2 separate regions of the Homo sapiens genome follow, and region 2 is linked to region 1. Evidence: read pairs that join two places in POLR2A ChIA-PET (ENCODE). Cell type or tissue: HCT116. All regions are shown on one strand. Each heading gives the region's core, and the rest is flanking DNA. Links, peaks and the distances in the headings are about the cores only.

Region 1 (6,236 bases), core at 1,326-3,825:
TTATGGAGGTGAGTCTTTCTTGTGCTGTTCTTGTGATAGTGAATGAGTCTCAGGAGATTTGATGGTTTTTAAAATGGGAGATTCTCTGCACAAGCTCTCTTTTTGCCTGCTGCCATATGCATAAGATGTGACTTGCTCCTCCTTGCCATCTGTCATGTTATGAAGCCTGTCCAGCCACGTGGAACTGGGAGCCCAATTAAACCTCTTTCTTCTGTAAATTGCCCAGTCTTAGGTATGTCTTTATCAGCAACATGAAAATAGACCAATACAGTAAATTGGTACCAGTAGAATGGAGTGCTGCTGAAAAGATACCCGAAAATGTGGAAGCCACTTTGGAACTGGGTAACAAACAGGGGCTGAACAGTTTGGAGGGCTTAGAAGAAGACAGGAAAATGTGGGAAAGTTTGGAATTTCCTACAGACTTGTTGAATTGCTTTGCTTCCTAGATACTTGTTTGAAAATGCTGTTAGTGATAAAGTCAATGAAATCCAGGCTGATGTGTTGGTCCCAGATAAAGATGAGGAACTTGTTGGAAACTGCAGCGAAGGTGACTATTGTTATGTTTTGGCAAAGAGACTGGCAGCATTTTGCCCCTGCCCTAGAGATGTGTGGAACTTTGAACTTGAGAGTGATGATTTAGGGTATCTGGAGGAAGAAATTTCTAAGCAGCAAAGCGTTTGAGAGTTGACTTGAGTGCTATTAAAGGTATTCAGTTTTTTTTTTTTTTTTTTTTGAGATGGAACCTCGCTCTGTTGCCCAGGCTGGAGTGCAGTGGTGCAATCTTGGCTCACTACAAACACTGCCTCCCAAGTTCAAGCAGTTCTCCTGCCTCAGCCTCCTGAGTAGCTGCGGTTACAGGTGTGTGACACCACACCCGGCTAATTTTTTGTATTTTTAGTAGAGATGGGGGTTTCAGCATTTTAGCCAGGATGGTCTCCGTCTCCTGACCTCGTGATCTGCCTGCTTCAGCCAAGGCAATTAGTTTTATAAGGGAAGCAGAGAATAAAAGTTCAGAAATTTTGCAGCCTGATAATACGACAGAAAAGAAAATCTTATTTTCTGAGGAGAAATATAAGCCAGCAGCAAAAAATTTGCATAAGTAACAAGAAGCCAAATATTAATCTCCAAGACAATGGGGAAAATATCTCCAGGGTATTTCAGAGGTCTTCACAAGGTAGCCCCTCCCATCACAGGCCTGGATGCCTAGGAGGCCTAGGGCTGGGCCCAGGGTAATTAGCATATCCATCTTCTCAAACATTAATTATTGCTTTGTGTGGAGAATGTTCAATGCCCTCCTTTTAACTCTTTGAAACTATTTAATATATTATTGTTAACTGTAGTCATCCTACGGTGCTATAGAACACTAGAACTTATTCTTCCTATCTAGCTGTAATTGTTATTAATTTTTAAGGGGTCTTGGTATATTTTGCATATTAGTTTTTATCAGATGAGTGTTTTGTAAAGACTGTATCATGATCTGTGGTTTGTCTTTTTATTCTCTTAGCATTTTTTTTTACAAGAGAGAAGTTTTTTAAAACATTTCTTAAATATTGTATACTTCACCAACTTTCAGGATCATTATTAGTCATTGCTGCATTTTATGTGTGTAGTTCAAATGATAATATGTGTAAAAGAAAATAGAATTTTAACAGTAAGTTTTTACAGATTTTAACTTCAAGTTACATATTTGAAGTTGAATATTTGGATATTAAGAATCTCAATGAAACCCTTGCTTTTACTGTGAACATTGTTTTACTTTAAACCTCATAATAACTCCTGTCAAAAATAAAATTAGGTCAAATTAGATAATTTTTAAAGTTTATTGTGCATACAAAAGAACAGTTTGCTAACCAGGAAACCATAAAGTGAAAATGGTAAGAAGCACCACTTATAGCAATAATAACATAATATATCAAGCAAAAAACAGGAAGTATTTTGCCCTGTTTTGCAAGGTAGTAGTATGCTGTTCAGAAAGCATTGCAGATAGTGTCATTAATCATGTAGGAAACAATATAAAATCAAATTCTGGTGTGTTGGCAAAGGTTTAACAACCAATTCTACAAAAACAAAAACCAAACGGAAACAGAAGACTGCTTTGTAGAGTTTAATGATTTTTGTAGCGTGAGTACTTTCACCTTGGACTATTTCAGTCTGCTATATTTCAAGAAATATGAAGGATATTAGATTTTACCCTACTTGCAGTCAAATATGTTAGCATGTCATAGTTTCATGGTTGCTGGCAGAAGATATGAGACTCTGAGTCAGAGACAAAGGGCAGCTTATTATTCATAGTAACAGCAGTTGGCAGAGTATCAGAATTTGTGCCATTTCCCTAACCCCAAATCCCATAGGGTGAGATAAAGATCTAAGTAACACCTGCATGTGTGTTATGAAAGAAAATCCCTGAGTTTAGGGTACCTGAATTTTTCATAAGTAATTGGCAAAACAAAATTTTCCAAAAGGGAGACATTATCTCTACTATTCTGGAGAGTAAACAAGTCTGTCTTTTACTCAAATTTGTTTAGTCTTTTTTTCAAATTTGTTAACTATACAAACATCCTTAAAAAATTTTGTCATAGCAAAAGTCATCAGTACCCCTCTTCACAAAATACAGAAACTCAAGAAACCAACAAATAGTTGTTTTCCAATACCAATGTGATATCACTGAACATGGAATTGGAAAAATAAATGAACAGTTGCCTGTTGTGAGTCAGAATAATATGCTCCAGCATGTCACTACATTGGAATATTAAAATGCCATTTTTTATAGTTAGGTGAATAAGATAGATAGTGTAACAATTACAAGATATACATTATAATCATATTTATTTTTAACTAAAAAATTTATGTTAACCTTAAAGGAAAAAAAATGGTTATCTAATTCCTATTAGGAAAACATTAATAGAATAAGATATTAAATCAGTACAATATTAATTTATCATCCTGGCTGATACCAGAACTCAATAGGAAAATCGTTCAAATTCTTTGCAAATTCTGCATCACATATAAAGTGCTAAAGCATATTATATGATTTTAATATCATGGCTCTGTCCAAATAAAATATTTTGACATTGCCCAAATTCTAACATAAATGATTATAAAAGACCAAATATTAAACAAACACACTTGATTTGTTACTATTTATTTTCATGAGTTGTGTATGACTGTCTAGATAAATGTACTTTGGGAACATTGTATAGAGCTAAAAAATTGAAAAAATACTTAGTAAATTATGATTTATTCAATTAGTTAATTCATTCGTGAGTTTCCTTAGTTCTGTGTTTCCTTATGTCATCACATTTGTCACAGTGAGTGGTGATTATCCATGTAACTGTATGTTTTTCTACCTATTCCAAGGCCTTTAACCAGAGCCGCACATCAGAATGAATTAGATGATTTGAAGCACACACATGCACATTTGCGTACACTTCTAGGCCTACCCTCAGAAACACAGTCAGTGGATCCAGGATATGGTAAGTGTATTTATATTTTTAAATTATCAGAAAAGTCTGACATACATCTTGGTTTAAAATAACTGAAATAACTGTCCTAAAATGTGTTATGGATAGCAGAAAAATTACTTACCCATCTGTGTTTCCCTTGTATCCATCATAGTGTTTCAAGAACAGTAAGTACTTACATATATCTGCTATTTCTTTCCAGCTCACATTGTTATAGTATACCATTGTTTTTCACATAGGCTTCTGAAACAGCTTCCTGAATGGAAATTACCATTTTATATTTTTAAATGTTCAAATATTAGCAGTTTCATATGGCCCAGCCTAAAAGAATACAATCCAAAATTTTTAACATGCTTGCTGTCTATGACTTACTGTTCATGACATAATGTTATATTCTTACAAACTTATCTCATGGAATTCTTTTTCTTTTTTTTTTTTTTTTTTTTTTTTTTTTTGAGACGGAGTCTCGCTCTGTCGCCCAGGCCGGACTGCGGACTGCAGTGGCGCAATCTCGGCTCACTGCAAGCTCCGCTTCCCGGGTTCACGCCATTCTCCTGCCTCAGCCTCCCGAGTAGCTGGGACTACAGGCGCCCGCCACCGCGCCCGGCTAATTTTTTTAGTAGAGACGGGGTTTCACCTTGTTAGCCAGGATGGTCTCGATCTCCTGACCTCATGATCCACCCGCCTCGGCCTCCCAAAGTGCTGGGATTACAGGCGTGAGCCACCGCGCCCGGCCATGGAATTCTTTTTCTATTATTTCCATACTGAGACATGTCTTATCGTCAGAACAATTTTATCCCAGATTCATGATTCACTAAATGCAATTCCTATTTTCTAGTTCTTTATTTCCCTTCCTTTATGTTTATCTCTTGCTCTCTATTAGTATGAGAATAATTTGTAAACATTATATCCAAATTGACTGTTTTCTGCCATGATTCCCTGTCTTTGCTCATTTATTTCCTTCAAAATTTGAAAGATTTATCTAAATTTATGATTTTTATTTTTATGGCTTTATTTCAAAATAAAAGTTTCATCTACATCTATTCATATAACTTGGAGGTAATTTTTGATATTTGTTTTACAATGTGTTCCAAAAGTATAGCGATGTCAGCAAATGGCAGATATTTCAATACTTATTTGTTTAATAAACAAACACATATTTTAAATATTTTGAGAATATAATTAAGCATGATGTTATTATATCACAAGATAATGTAATAAACGGTTTCAAAATAAAACTCTTGATATTTGGAAATGGTAACTCTTGTAGATCCCAAAAGCTGTCTCACACTTAATTCTTTTTTTAAAGGTTGAAAATAAAGAGAGATATTGATATTTTTTGGATTTCTCATATCATCAGTTTTATCTTTCCCAGAACTTAAGTATCCTCTGAAAGCCATAGATTAAGCTTCCGAATGAAATGCTCTCCCATTAAAAGAGGACTAGAATGTTTACCTACATAAAGTATTATTTCTATAGTTATAATTATATTTTACCAAAATGTTACTTCATGAGGTATAAAAAATATGTATAAGTCCTTACAGAAATGAAAGGTTGTGAAAAAAATACCAGCATTCAAACAGGAGTATTTCTAAGCACAAAGACAGTCATAGTATTACTTCTGATTATAGTATTATGGGTTAAAACTGAGATATGATTGAACTTGTAACTGGCATGTAAGACAGAGAACTTTTTATTTTTTCAAATTAGAATATTTCTGGGTGTGCTGGCTCATGCCAGTAATCCAAGCACTTTGGGAGGCTGAGACAGGAGAATCACTTGAGCAAAGGATTTGAGACCAGCCTGGACAACATAGTGAAATCCCATCTCCACAAAAAACAAAAATATTGACTGGGCAAAGTGGTGCACACCTATAGTCCCAACTACTCATGAGATTGAGGTGAGAGCACTGCTAGAGCCCAGGAGTTCAAGGCTACAGTGAGATATCATCACATCACTGCACTCAAGCAGCCTGGGCAACAGAACCAGACCCTGTCTTCAAAGCAAAACCGATCACACAACAACAAATTAGGATATGGACAGTTAGTATTCAAGTGCAAAAAAAAAAATCATCTGTGTAGTAGCTGCAAATCCTTATCTAAATAAAATATAGCCTATCTTTAGTTTTTTTCTGAACCTGACTAGGCTCCAACAATTAGTGATGATGATGAAAAAGTACATATAGATGTAACATGTGCTATATTTGACTTTATTTCAGCAAATAAAATATTTAGCAAGTAGTTTATCCTGGTACACCAGAGAATAATAAGATGATAATAGAATTAACAGTGCTCTGTTTATTTAGTCAAGAGCATTAGAAAGAATCTGGCCTAAAGGCCTAAATTTATAATATATTTTCTCAATCTCAAGCATATAGGTTAGTGCTTGTATTTTGAAGGAATAATAAAGCTTAAAGTGAACAGTGGTTTGCTTTATTAGTAAAATGCTGTTTTATCCTCAGAACTAAAACCAAAAGCCAATTGACTTTTTTAAACATTTCAATCAGTATATTTAAAATGCAGAAACATTTAAAGCTGATTAATGCAATTTAAATTAGTGGAAGGAACAGGTAATGTGTAAATTTGCCGGATGAGTCTCTGGGAGTTAATCCAATTTAGCAGTTACGGAGAAGGGGCCGTTTTAATAGCGGGCCTTTAAATGCGTCACGACCAAATTACCAGTTGCTCTGAGAAGAGGATGATGAAGAGGGATACTAGACTGTTATGTTAAAAAATAGAAAGACTCCCCCCAAGATTCAAGAAGCAGCTTTGTTCA
Region 2 (6,236 bases), core at 1,695-4,194, 64 kb before region 1:
TAAGTAACAGGAGAAATAATGGTAAAAGGATCATTAAAAGTGATGCAATACTAGTCTGATTTGTTCATCAAATTTCTCTACGTGTTTTATTTATTCTACAGTTATGAATTCAAGTTTTAAAATGTTGCTGAATGTTTATTTTATAAACTGGAAGATTAATGCTTTTTCTCATGAAAGTTTCCAGCAAAAACAGGAAATGGTTTTCTTTTGCTTTGTTTTTTTGTTAGCCAAATACCTATTTCCATAATTTTCTATGTAAATATTATGATACTACTTAAATTCTATTACCTTTGTCTTATTTTTCTTCACAATTTTTAAATGTAAGTTGTGTGTGTGTAAATATTTTTTCTACCATTTTTACTTTGTTTCAAAATTGCTATACACTTTCAAAATTCTTTTATAAATTGAGCCTTAATGTTATCTTTCCCCTGCTGCTCATTTTAATTCTTCTCGACTGTTAAAACATAATTCAACCAACGTAACAGTAGTTAAAAACACTTAAGCAAAGAAATGTTAATTAATTTTAATTGACTACTATTTTATTTTTATGTTCAAACTAGAGGTAATGTATATACTTCTTTTATATTTTCTAAACATATTTTTCATTTCTATAAATCTGAATCACACTAATTTCCAGGACCATCTTTATTCCAAAATGTGATAGATTTCTGGCTAATGAGGTATTGTATTTTTTGCTAATATAAGCTAATAAATAGTAAGTTTACTAAATTATGCACCATTTATGGGGCTTCGTTAATTGTAAAATAAATAAAATAAATAAATTAATTAATTAAATGTTTCCTTAGTTAGCAGAGTACCTGGAGTTATTCTGGATTAATTACCATAGATTTGGAAGATCACAAAGGAAGGTCTATGAGGATTCTTTTTCATTCTTATGTAAAATACTATGCTGAGTATGAATGGAGAAATGTGAGACAAAGTGCAACTTATAGAAAAGATGTGTGATTGCATTTTTTCTTTTTAATTTTTATCGAACCACTCAAGATAATAAATTATATATAGTTGATTTTTACTGTATTGTCATGCTTATGCATCACATTAAATCCATGTATAGACCTTATTTGTTTCTTACATTAGCCACCAATGTGGTGATCAGGATTGTGCAGACTTCATCTAACTTCAAGATGATGAAACTGACATTTTCTCATTTCAGGCCAAAATCATCTTTTCACTTTTCTCCCTGGGGTTTCTCTTTTGATATCATCTTCTATCTGGAGGTATAGGGCAATAAAAGCCTCATAAGCCAATAGGAACTTGTGGATAAATATCTCTTTTTCTTCCAGATGGACAAAACTGAAATCAGTTTTATAGGTATACTAAGATGGTCTCAAATGATTAAAGAATCTGCTGCACATATTAGTGACTAACTCCACAATATCCCGGAATTGGCTCTCCATCTTTTTCTGTTTCATTCACACTGTCCCACATTCTAATCCTTGGGATTAAACTTCTCATTAGGTATTGTGTACACAAATCTTCATCTCAATCTATGATATCTGGCAGAATTTATGCTGATAACTATACTTTCTAAAATTCAAATATGCCATAATGTTTACAGGATGGTTTAATTAGTTGTAACATATTTACTGAAGTAGGCTTAAAATTAAATTTTCCCAATTAAGTATAAAAAATTAATTACACTCTTAGAAAATTCAAGTCCATTATTCACTTTTTTGTTAGATAAATACATTTATCAAATTTATATAAATTAGAATATATGTATTTTATCTGCTTTAAGTATCTATTATAACCTGTTGATTATTTTAATAACAATTTTCAAAAAGCAGGACCAATGTAAAAGAAATTAAGAGGATATTTGCACCAACAAAAACTCATGCAAAATAGCAACTCTATGTAAAAAAAAATTGTTTATTTAAATTCATGGAAATAATAGCTTCTAAAGTTTTCACAGGACTGAGGCATCTCCTTTTAGGTTTCAGCTGATATGATGTCATACATGAAGCCTATCCATACAAGTTCAGGCATACTTATATTATCCAATAATAGCTCTTCAATTTGCCTTGTTTATACCTGCAATATGGCAATTGTCAATTTCTTGCTTGGCTATTGGCTCCTTTTCATTATTAAATGTGTGACACTTATCAAATCATTTGAAAAGTTTTATAAATAGTAGATAATTGCATATTTGAGAACATAGAGATACTTCATGTAATATTTTAATTGCTTTCCCTCACGTAATTTTCATTTTTATTCTAAGTCAGTTCCAGCAGCAGTTAAGCCTGTTTCATGATCTTCTACCTTGATCTCAGTGTTCCCATCTGTCCTGCCTAACTTTATTTTCCCCATTATTAATGAATAGTAGAAAGGGTAAACTTTTTCAAAATTGAATTCCTCCAGGCTGGCCTCCCAGAGTAACACTGGAATCTTTAAAAGATCTATGATAAGAGTCTCAGACTAATGTCAATACTCGATGCAAGCTGAGATGGCAAATTGAGATAGTGAGCCTCTGGGATGCTCAAACTGTAAGCTTTTAAGAAAATTTGTTTTTGTTTTTGCTTTTTGCGAGACAGGGAGAGGCTGATGTTTCTCCAGACGTACAACTTAAAAAACCCACAATTCAAGGACAGCAATCCCTTTCCAGAAATCTGGTATGTGCCACTACCACGTTTGTAATCTTGCTGAGAAGTTACCAAGCAAGTAGAGAACTGCCTACCTGCCACTGTTCTTTGAGTTTCTCTCAATAAACTTGGTTTCAGAAGCCTGTATAAAGAGGCTGTCCTTTCTCCACTGCGCATTTTTAGCACCCTTGGCAAAAAGCAGCTGGCCATCTATGTAAGGGTTTATTTCAGGCCTCTCTATTCTGTCTCATTGGTCTATGTGTCTATTTTTACATCAGTACTGTGCTTTTTTGATACCTATACCTTTGTAATATAGTTTGAAGTCAGTTAATGTGATGCTTCCAGCCTTTTTTTTTTTTTTTTTTTTTTTTTTTTTTTTTCTCAAAATGGCTTTGGCTATACTGGGTCTTTTGTGGTTCCCTATAAATTTTAGAATTGATTTTTCTATTTCTGTAAAAAAAGTTCCATTGAGATTTGGATTGCATTGATATCTGTAGCTTGCTTTTGGGTAGTATAGACATTTTAACAATATTAATTCTTCCAATCCATGAACATCAGCTCAGTTTTCTTTCCATTTATTGTCTCTTTTAATTTTTTTCATCAGTGATTTATAGTCTCAGTGTACAAGTGTTTTACCTCACTGCCTAAAGTATTCCTAAGTATTTTTCATTATTTTTAATGCCATTATAAATGGGATTTTTTCTTTATTTCCTCTTAAGGGTTGGGGAAACTGAATATCCACATGCAAAAAAATAAAACTGGACCCTTATCTTACACCATACACAGAAATCCATTCAAACTATATTAAAGATTTAAACACAAGACATAAGTTCTAGCACAATAAACCTCCTAGAAGAAAACATAGGGGGAAAGCTTCATGGTATTGGGCTTGTCGATGATTTTTTGGGTATGCTGCTAAATGAATAAGCAACAAAAGCAAATTTAGAGAACTAAAACCATATCAAACTAGAAAGCTTATGTACAACAAAGGAAATAATTAACAGGGTAAAAATGCAACTTACTGGATGACAGAAAATAATTTGCCTTGGATTGCTTAACAGACATCTAAGTGAGTGTTTCTATTTTTCTACTTCCCAGTCACTTTCCAATCTTCACCAATTCAACATCTCTCAAGATTCCAATAAAATGGCTCTCCTGAGTGTACTAATAAGTATTCATTTAAATATACAATTCTGTATAGAATTCAATATAGAATAAACAATTCTAATGGACATTTCCTAGTTCTCATCAGTCTTAAATTCTTAGTAGCATGTAATTTTATGGACCATATTTTTTTGTTTCTGTAGGATCTGTGACTCTGTATAATCTTAATTTGCTTTCCCTCCTGTTTCTTGAAGACAAAATAGGAATATATGGAGTCACAGGTCCTATGGAAACAAAATTCTTAGTGTAATTTTTGGATTCATAACTTACTGCTTTCTTATCAGTTAGGTCCAACAAAGAAAAAGGAACCAAACCGTAATTTGAATGCAGAAAGCTTAATATAATATTCACTCTGAGATGTTTTGGGTTTTACTAGGCCCTGGTTATTATCTCTTTTATAAATATGAACACAGAGAAATGCATCTTCACCAAAAGAAGATCAATGATGCAAGAGTGATGCTAAATGAAAACTGGATGTAATCATTAGAATTGATGAGAATATAGCTAGTGAAAAACATGATGGTGAATAGAAGAGCTTCATCAAAAATGCTGGGTGTTCTTTATGAAGTTTTGTCCCATTGTATTTATGTTGGAATATAGTTTTTATTATTTGAATTACCTCAATTTCTGTAAGTGCATAAGTCTATATATTTTGTGTAGGTACATGTATACATATATTTGTGTTTATATATATAATTAATTAACAGTAGTGCTTATAACACTCAAAACAATATGCTATTATTCAATTTTCAGCTTTTTGCCTCTGCCAATTTTCAGTGTTTATACAAATAAACTTCAAGTCTTATATAATAGGCAGAAAATAATGACTTCCATAATTTTTAAGGATATATTAAAGTATAGGAATCATTACATCAACCACATGTTAAAACAACTTTCTAATGCCTCTGTGTGCTGTGCATTGTCTTCATAAAGCATGAGGTGCATCTAAATCATGTATCACCTTTTGGGTCGATGCAGTGGCTGATGCCTGTAATCCCAGCAACTTGGGAGGCTGAGGCAGGTGGATCACTTCAGCTCAGGAGGTTGAGAAGAGCCTGGGCAACATGGGAAAACTCCGTCTCTACCAAAAAATCATTAGCCAGGAATGGTGGTACATGCCTAGCATTGCAGCTACTTGGGAGGCTGAAGCAGGAGGATCACCTGATCCCCAGGAATTGAGGCTGCAGTGAATTGTGATGGTGCCACTGCACTCCAGCATAGGCAACAGAGTGAGACCCTGTCTCAACAAATAAATAAATAAATAAACAAACCACCTTTTCACTTTCATAAAATAGAAGTTCTCAACACTAAATAACATTTTATAGATGAAATACTTGAAGTAACATTTGTGATACTGGTAAAATTATTTATTTATTTTCAAGAGAATTAAATCATTTCTTGATTACACATGATAATGGATGATACACAAGCTTCATTCCCATCTATAATTTTATCTGGTACCATTATTTGATTTAGATATATTGCATAGGATTTGCCAACAATGATTTTTATAACCAATAATTCCATGATTTTGCTTGAGTAATCCCTTTTAATGGCAAACTTCAGGTCACAACAGTAACTATCAGTTCAACTACACCAAGGTTTCTGAAGACAATGGCTTCTCCACCCAAGCTATTGGTATATACATTCCAAATAGAACCTGGCATCACCTTGAAGGAATTCAAACTTCACACTCTTGGGGAAATTTACAAAAATGGCTTCGGAGTAGACTAACTTTACATGGTATATTTTTTAAAAGTCATTTATTCAGCATCATGATCAGACTATTACATTTAGCAATCAACAGCATGGGTGCCAAAAAAAAAAATCTACATTAAAACCCTTTGTTGGAATGTTTTACATTTTCCACAGAACAGAAACTAAAATAGCCTGTTATACAATTAGTCACAAATACAGTCCTCGAGTTTTTTGCCCATACACAGCAGTATTTGTCTAAAACTGTCTTCATTGGACCTGCCACCACTGTGCTTGGCTGAGTTCACAAACCTTTTGTAACCTGCAGCTTCCCTGACACTTCTCTGGCTCTCCTCTCTTGCTAAGCTTTGTTTTCTAAGTAAAATCTTCTGCCACAGCCATAGCTACTGCCACTACTGAAACCGCCAGAGCCACCTTGGTTTTGTGGTTTGGCAACGTATTGGTCTCCACCACCATAGGGGCCAGAGCTTCTGCCTCCAAAGTTTCATCCTTTCATGGGTCCAAAATTTGAAGACTGATTGTTGTAATTGTCAAAATCATTGTAGCTTCCACCATGTCCAAAATTGCTTCCATTTTTACCATATCCATTGTAGCCATCCTCACTGCCACCATATCCACCACCAACACAGTTGCCACCAAAGCCACCACTACCACTGAAGTTTCCTCCATGAACAAAGTTGTCATTCCCACCAAAATCACCTCCACAACCACCACCAAAGTTTCCAGAACCACTTCAACCTCTTTGGCTGGATGAAA

Evidence for each region. ChIA-PET counts read pairs that join two places held together with the same protein. Peaks named below come from ENCODE experiments on the same cell type or tissue, not always from the same donor. Only the 100,000 strongest peaks of a DNase experiment are listed, where the experiment ranks them.
Region 2: POLR2A ChIA-PET joins it to region 1 with 5 read pairs; 2 of 35 experiments call an interaction of 5 or more read pairs at or near these places.

What each region holds. Positions count from the first base shown.
Region 1 is chr1:191,204,746-191,210,981 of GRCh38, forward strand. No RefSeq gene overlaps it. Among named protein-coding and RNA genes, the nearest start is that of LINC01680, 21 kb to the right of the region's middle. In HCT116, for the core only: no CTCF peak of the experiment used is centred there; a DNase peak (open chromatin) is centred at 2,296.
Region 2 is chr1:191,140,182-191,146,417 of GRCh38, forward strand. It overlaps the pseudogene HNRNPA1P46. Among named protein-coding and RNA genes, the nearest start is that of LINC01680, 85 kb to the right of the region's middle. In HCT116, for the core only: no CTCF peak of the experiment used is centred there; no DNase peak of the experiment used is centred there.